Regions from separate parts of the Mus musculus genome. Here region 2 is linked to region 1. A link is a contact called in ENCODE Hi-C data. All regions are on one chromosome and are shown on one strand. Each heading gives the region's core, a stretch centred on a gene start or an enhancer-like site at or near the end of the contact. The rest is flanking DNA. Distances are from core to core; before and after follow the strand shown. Region 1 holds the start of Clec16a (C-type lectin domain family 16, member A). Region 2 holds the start of Marf1 (meiosis regulator and mRNA stability 1).

Region 1 (3,496 bases), core at 298-2,797:
GAAAACCCAGGGTCTCACCATGAAGCCTCTGGGTGCCCTGAAATTGGCTATAGACCAGGCTGTCCCAGAACATGTAGAGTTCCACTGCCTCTGTCTCCTGAGTTCTGGGATTAAGGTCTATCCTCAATTCTTACAAAGGCCTTTAATCTAAGTCACACTTAGGTTTATAGGAGCTGGACAAGGCAATGTAGTATATTCCCTTTTCACAGATGAGGAAAACAAATTCCAGAGAAATGGATTCTCGAAGCTGCTGAGTCTCTGTCATTTCCTTTGGAGGTCAGACATGTTCTTGTTCTTTCATGACTTTTACATGGGAAACCATTAGCCTGATGCCAGTCTACATCTCTCTAATTCTTGGAAGCAATGCAAACCATTCACTCTATCAATATTCATCTAAAAACGTGCTATGTGCAAATCTTGTCCTGGGCCCTGGAGAGAACATTGGTCCCTGACTCAACTCTTTTCCTAGGACAGTCAATGGGCTGTCACAGGGGTTAAATAGCTATGAGATGTAGAAATGAATAAATGAGAGGGTGTGGGGCACAAAATCTTGCTTCCCACCGAGGTTCCCACTTCCAGTCTGGGAAGGAAGTCCAGGTGTATGTAACCTTTCATGGAGATCTTGGAGTTCTCTTTCTTTCTTACTGAATTAGTTGGGAAATGGCATGAGTTTTCAATAATGACCAGAGGAAACCTCTGAAAGTTCATCGTGGTTAGCTTTACAATGCTGCTCACATCTTTACAAAATGTTTTAAGACTAATGTGCAAAAGAAAAAGGTTGTAAGGACAAACCAGAATGTTACTGATTGGTTTTGTCAACAGAAGCAAATAAGGGTACCTGGGCTTGAATCCTGCGTCTGTCACACATAAAGTGCCTCTGTGACTCAGTTTCCTGAATTGTAAAATAAGGTTAATAACAGCATCTACTTCATATGGTTGTGAGAATTAAATAATTAATCACTTAGGATAATGACAAATGATAATGTACTACTCAATGCTTTTTATTTTTAATTCTTATTATTGCGATATTGAAGGTTGCATCCATAATGCATAAGCCACATTCCCACCCCTTTAAAAAATTTTTTTAAAGAGTTAGACCCATCAAAATGGCTCAGCTGTTAAGCAAAGATGCTGACAAGTCTGAAGATCCGACTTCAATTCTCAGATCTCAAATAGTGGAAGGCGAGAACTTGCTTTCCAAAGTTTTACAGACTCTAAGTGCGTGTGTGTGTGTGTGTGTGTGTGTGCGCGCGCGCGCGCGCGCACGCGCACGTAATACTTTTTAAGAGAACTAAACCTTGCCAAATTGCCAAGGGTGGTCTCCAATTTTAGCTGGGGTTTCGAGACACTCTTCTAATCACAAAGCTAACAATAAATAAGGTCAGATAGTCTTACTCCGATTTCAGCAAACCGTTTCCGCCCACCTTGACAGTGCCCAGCCTCTTCCTTCCTCTTGTCCCGCCTCCTCTGGACGGTCGCGCGAGTCATGCCGGTCCTTGTAGTCCGTTCGCAGAGTCCTGTCGTCAAGAGCCTCGCCGGAGAACTTCATTTCCCAGATTTCCTCGCGGCGGCGGCCGTAAAGCGCGGCGGTCGAACGGCCGGTTCCGGCTGAATGTCAGTGCGGGGCTTTGGGCTGGGGAGCAAGGTGCTTGGCAGTCTCTCCACCGCCCCCGCCGCCGCTGGCTGGGCTTGAGATGTCGCCGCGGACACCGGGCCGCTGGGCGGCTCGGACATGAAACCGTGAGGCAGGCGACAGGGCTGGTCTGCGGACATGTTTGGACGCTCACGGAGCTGGGTGGGCGGGGGCCACAGCAAGTCCTCCCGCAACATCCACTCCTTGGACCACCTGAAGTGAGTGTGCGGGGCGCGCGGCGGGAAGGCCGCGGGGCCGGGCGCGGACGCCCAGACGCGGGCTTGGCTTGCGGGGCTCGGAGGTGCGAGGAAGACAGGGGTGCCGCGGGAGGGTTGTATGTTGGTTATCCGCAAGGCTTTGGAGTCAGGGCACCTGGCTTCGAACCCTGACTCTTTCACTTCTGGCTCTGTGTGTGACCTTGGACAAGTCGCGTGATTTTTCAGTCTCCAGACACCTAACCTGAAAAGTAAGGGCATCGTTGAGTTTTCGTTTTGTGGGCTGGAGTTGTCTTGATGTCCCGGGGACAGACAGTGGCCACTGGGCTTCTTGGGGTAGCACTTCTTGGACTGCATAGTTACGAGGCCATTGACCCGGCCAGATCTGGATTCGATTTTAGTTAACAGTATGCATTTAGGCTTCAGTTTCCTTCACTGTAAAACGAATAGAGTGACAGTACCACTTTTTGTGGTTATTTTTAGGATTGGTTGGATAAGAGAATGAAGAAAACGCACAGAACATGTACAAGTGCTCTAAAAAGAACATTGATTAAAAGAACACAAGTATTTTCAGAAGGAATTCTAGAGGGATAGTCAGCAGTAGCACCTTTAGAGAAGACAGGAGGCTTACAGAGTCCTGGGGAAACAGGGAAGTACACAGAAGAGGCTAGCTTTGGAGTTAGACCTGTGTTCAAATCCTGACTTAATGACTGTAGCTTTGGGCATATTTTCTCTCTCTGTCCTTCCAATTTGCCATTACCAGCTGGGAACTGGGAACTGTACAAGAATTGGGTAATGTTGAGCATGTTAAGTGATTGATTCAGGATTGCTCTACAGGAGTGGCTAACAGAGGCACTCAAGCCTTCCCAGCCCATTCCAGTTCCTTTCTGTCTCTAAGTTCCAGTCATTATACCCTTGCTGTCTTCTGTGGCTCTGTTTATTTTCACTTCCTTTCTAGCTTTTGTTAAACTGACACTCCCAAGACGGGAGAACCTGCTTGGTTTCTTTGCACTTATATTGCCAGAGGATTGGAAGGGACTACAAAGAGAGAGTGGTAGAAGACAGAGACCTTAGAGAAATGAGAGGCTCCAGGGAGAGAACTGGAGGTGGAGGTACCAAGGGGGGGCGGAGAAGGCAGTTTCAGAGGGGACCCCAGAAGCTTTGTATGGGGACAGGAAGATAGTGCGGTAACAACAGAAAGGAAGACAGGGGTCCCTAGAAAAGATTGGCAAGCTAAAAATTAGATGGGACTTCCCCTTTGATGTTGGGGTGTAGAATGGCTTCTTTCTGTCATGGAGCAAGGATTTAGTAAATGTTTGTAAATCTCCAAATGTGAAGAGCTGGATGATTTGGGGGTGGAGAGGAAAGAGGTAGAGGGCAAGAGTGGGGGTTGGTAGCAATTCAGAAATCTTAACCGGGATGGCAGATGGCCCGGAAAGGGAGTGGGGTGTGGATAAGTGGCTGTGAAGGGGAGGATGATTGTCCCGAGGGGCTGGGTGTCCTACCAGCCTAAGCACCTGCTGGCTCTCACTTCACTTGGGACTGTAGCCCCTTTAAATTCCCATTATTGTGTTACTTTGCCTGGTTAAGGATTTCCTGTTTGTTTTATTCATCACAAGTCTATGAGTTTGATTGTGTCCTATATAGA
Region 2 (3,496 bases), core at 451-2,950, 3.6 Mb after region 1:
TCCAGGACAGCCAATGATACACAGAGAAACCCTGTCTCAAACAACAAACAAACAAACAAACAAAAAACCACACACACACACACAAAAACAAACAAAAACAAACCCCACAAAAATCCAGAAATCCAGGTTTTATATCACCCAACACACTCCACTCTTATTCATAAGAACTTGTTATAATCACAGTGTTCATAATTTCAGCGTGCTTAAATCTTTCAAAGCCAAATCCTAAAATGAACTACCATATCTACCACTTCACTGAGAAACAGAAACGTTTAAAATAAAGTTTCATAGCTAGCTTCAGGTCAAAAGGCTCACCTACCTCTTTCTACACCAAGGTGCCTTCAATATTGCTCAAAGAGCCAGGAGTGGTAGCTCAGGAGGCAGAGGCAGGAGGATATCTGCAAGTTTAAGGGCAGCCAAGTTCCAAGCAGCTGTGGTTACACAGTGAAACTCTGTCGATAGATAGACAGATAGACAAGGCAGGCAGGCAGGCATATATAGACAGATTACTCAGTTCAAACAAATATAAGGAAAAACATTAGTGGCCTGCAGCCTAAAAATTTCCCAAATATTCCTAGGAATTCCATTTAAGCAGCCGAATCAGTCAGGGGAAGTTCTAATGTGAGAGAGTCTTCCTTTCTGAAACTCAGTTTCTGAGCAACTTAGACAGTGGCTGAGAATGCAGTGTGCAACATTGTACTGCCTGCATGTTGGTTCTGAAGGCCACCTATCTGTGCTGCTGTGGGCATGTCATCTTTATAAACATAAGGCCCATCTCTTGTGAGTCTAATCATCATAGCAACCCCCTCACTTATTTATTTGTAGTTTGGTGACAAGAGATACCTGAGGATGAATTATTTCCCAAATGACCTCCCCCCTGCCACAAACTCCCAGTCCTATGTATTTGCTCGTCTTCTACCTTTTAACTAAAATGACTCTTTTTTCTCCAATAGAATATAAATTCCATAACAATATTGACTGTATGTGAATATACGGTATCCCAACCTTCCAACTCAACTGTGCCTCACAAATATCAATAAATGACCCTGGACAAATGTAGAGCTCACTGAAGGTGAAGAAAGACCATTTAGCTGACAATTTCCTTGTATGCAAAACAGAAAGATCCTGGAAAGTCCAAAAGATACTAGTGCAACTAGAAAGCACCACGTTCGTGCTAGAATTAATTGGGGAGGTGGCTGAAACTGAAACTGCATCCAAAGTGGCTATTAAAACAAAAACAAAAAAACAATAAGGGACTCAGCCACACAACTGTCCTTTTTCTCAACTTTCCAACTTTGCACATCCTGCGAAGGTTGCTACTGACACCTGGAGGGCCGGGGAGCGAGCAGGAAGACAAGCGCCAGCTGGGACTAAACGCCTCGGAAGAGACCGGGGGAGCACTGGAGAGCGACTTTTTCGCACGGCCCCTTCGGCAAGTCCCAGTCCCGGTCCTTCAATCCCAGAAGCATCAGTCTGAGGGGGGAAAAGGCGTCGTTTCCAGACCAGCTACGTTGCTGATCAGAGCATCCGGTACGCCCTAGTGGAGTCCCGGCACTGACAGAGGACTCACCTCAGCCACTAGCTCCTTCTTGGCTCACATTCCGACACCGCCGCCTACCCCCCACCCCCCCCAGGCCCTTTATTTTGATTCCCGACTCCGCAGCTCCCGCCGCCGCCGCCAAGCGCTCCCTCCACTTCCGCTTCCGCCCCGCCCCGCCCCTGTCGCAAAACCGATACGCTTCTCTACTACTAGCCCCGCCCCTCTCTCCGAGCCTCCCTGCCTCACCTCTTCCTCCATAATACCACACCCTTCCTCTGCTCCGCCCCCTATGGCCGCTCCCTTTCTCCGCCCATTCCCAGCCCGTCCCCACTCCGCCCAGTCGCTTCCTCCAGTAGCCCCGCCCATTCCCCCGTCCCTCCCTTCCCCTTTCTGGCTCCACCCCTCCCTGAGTCTCGCCCAGTCTTTTCTTTCGCCCCGCCCTCGCCTCCGCGTATTTCTCCGCGCAGGGCACGCTGGGAAGTGGGGGGGGCGGGGCCTCGCGGCCCTGCAGCCTCGTCAGGCTCAGTCCCCTCCCGATAAACCTCAAAATAGGGTCTTACCTAGGGGGCTGGCGGCGTATTTTTTTTAGCAGGAACCCCAGTTTAGGAGTTCTCACTACTGGTTTGATGACGCCATGTCGAACGGATCTTCCAGGCGAAGAACTAGGGAGCTTTTGTGATGGAGTCAAGGAAAGGCTTGCCAGATGGGATTTGTTAGGGTTCCGCTCTAAAAGGTCTTGGGAGCGAGGACTAAGGAGAGAAGATTAATGTGAAATAAAGTATTAATGCTCTGCCTCGTCACGTGATAACCCTTATTTTTACAAATTAAATCGTGCACGTTGCACTGCATCTTTTAGCGCAACCTAGTGGCCAGTGGAGAAAGAACAGTTAAACCTGCCAAATGGGCTTTTGGCAAAGTCCTCCCTACCTATAGCAGTTTCAGTGCTGATCAAGTACATGCAAAGACTGCTGCTGAATATTGACACCAACAGTTAAGAGTACATGATATCCTTACCCAGTTTTATTTTTTCTTTTCAGAGACAGTGTCTCACTTGTGTAGCCTTGGGTTGGCCTGGAACTTGCCCCGCAGACTATGCTGTACTCGAACTTGCAGTCCCTTGCTTTCTGAGTGCTAGGATTAAAGGAGTTTGTGTCACCTGGCAAACGTTTTGTTTTAATAAACCTAGTGCTTTGTAACCAATACTTTTCAGATGACAGGTTGGCCACGAAAAAGAAGATGCTAAAGTTATAAGAACTTTGTGAAATCAAAAATACTTCATGTTTTAAACAGATAAACTGTTCTGTATCCTCGCTACCCCTATCCCCAACCCCACTGAGCCTTGAAGGCTTCACTTTTACTTGACCTAAATATGAGTTGGGTTTTTTTGTTTGTTTTTCCAGACAGGGTTTCTCTGTGTGATAGCCCTGGTTGCCCTGGAACTCTCTGTACACTAGCCTCAAACTCAGAGATCTGCCTGCGGTTGCCTACAAGTTCAAGAAGTAAAAGCATAACCTTTATTTAGAACCATGCCTGGCTTAAATATGAGTTTTCAGGATTCCATAGGGGGAAAGATAATTTCTGAAATTTCTAGCTCTTTGCTGCTTTCTGTTACAAGTTAGGAAAAAAATATAATCTAAATGTAGGCACAGTATAGAATGTCCTAGCTGGTTATTACTTTAAAATAGTTATACTTAAAAGTCTGCCAGAAGCCGGGCAGTGGCGGCGCACGCCTTTAATCCCAGCACTTGGGAGGCAGAGACAGGCAGATTTCTGAGTTCGAGGCCAGCCTGGTCTACAAAGTGAGTTCCAGGACAGCCAGGGCTATACAGAGAAACCCTGTCTCGAAAAACAAAACAACAACAACAACAAAATTAAAAGCACTACCTACTATTTAATAAAAGTAGGTTTCAACTTTTTGCCAGAAGTAGTGGCACAGTTCCAGGGCAACTAGAACTG

What was found. Hi-C counts contacts between places; a loop is a spot of excess contacts on that map.
Region 2: a loop to region 1 is called in a map of heart, with 13 times the contacts of the local background. The contact joins the promoter of Marf1 here to the promoter of Clec16a in region 1. A Hi-C loop is called at or near these places in 7 of 37 maps with a recorded cell type or tissue (gastrocnemius, heart and v-Abl transformed pro-B cells).

The regions. Positions count from the first base shown.
Region 1 is chr16:10,543,792-10,547,287 of GRCm38, forward strand. Clec16a (C-type lectin domain family 16, member A) reads left to right here and starts at 1,548. Exons shown (of 23, transcript NM_001204229.1): 1 at 1,548-1,851. The coding sequence starts at 1,772.
Region 2 is chr16:14,157,574-14,161,069 of GRCm38, forward strand. Marf1 (meiosis regulator and mRNA stability 1) reads right to left here and starts at 1,701. Exons shown (of 27, transcript NM_001081154.2): 1 at 1,571-1,701. Mir484 (microRNA 484) reads left to right here and starts at 2,053; the gene lies at 2,053-2,119.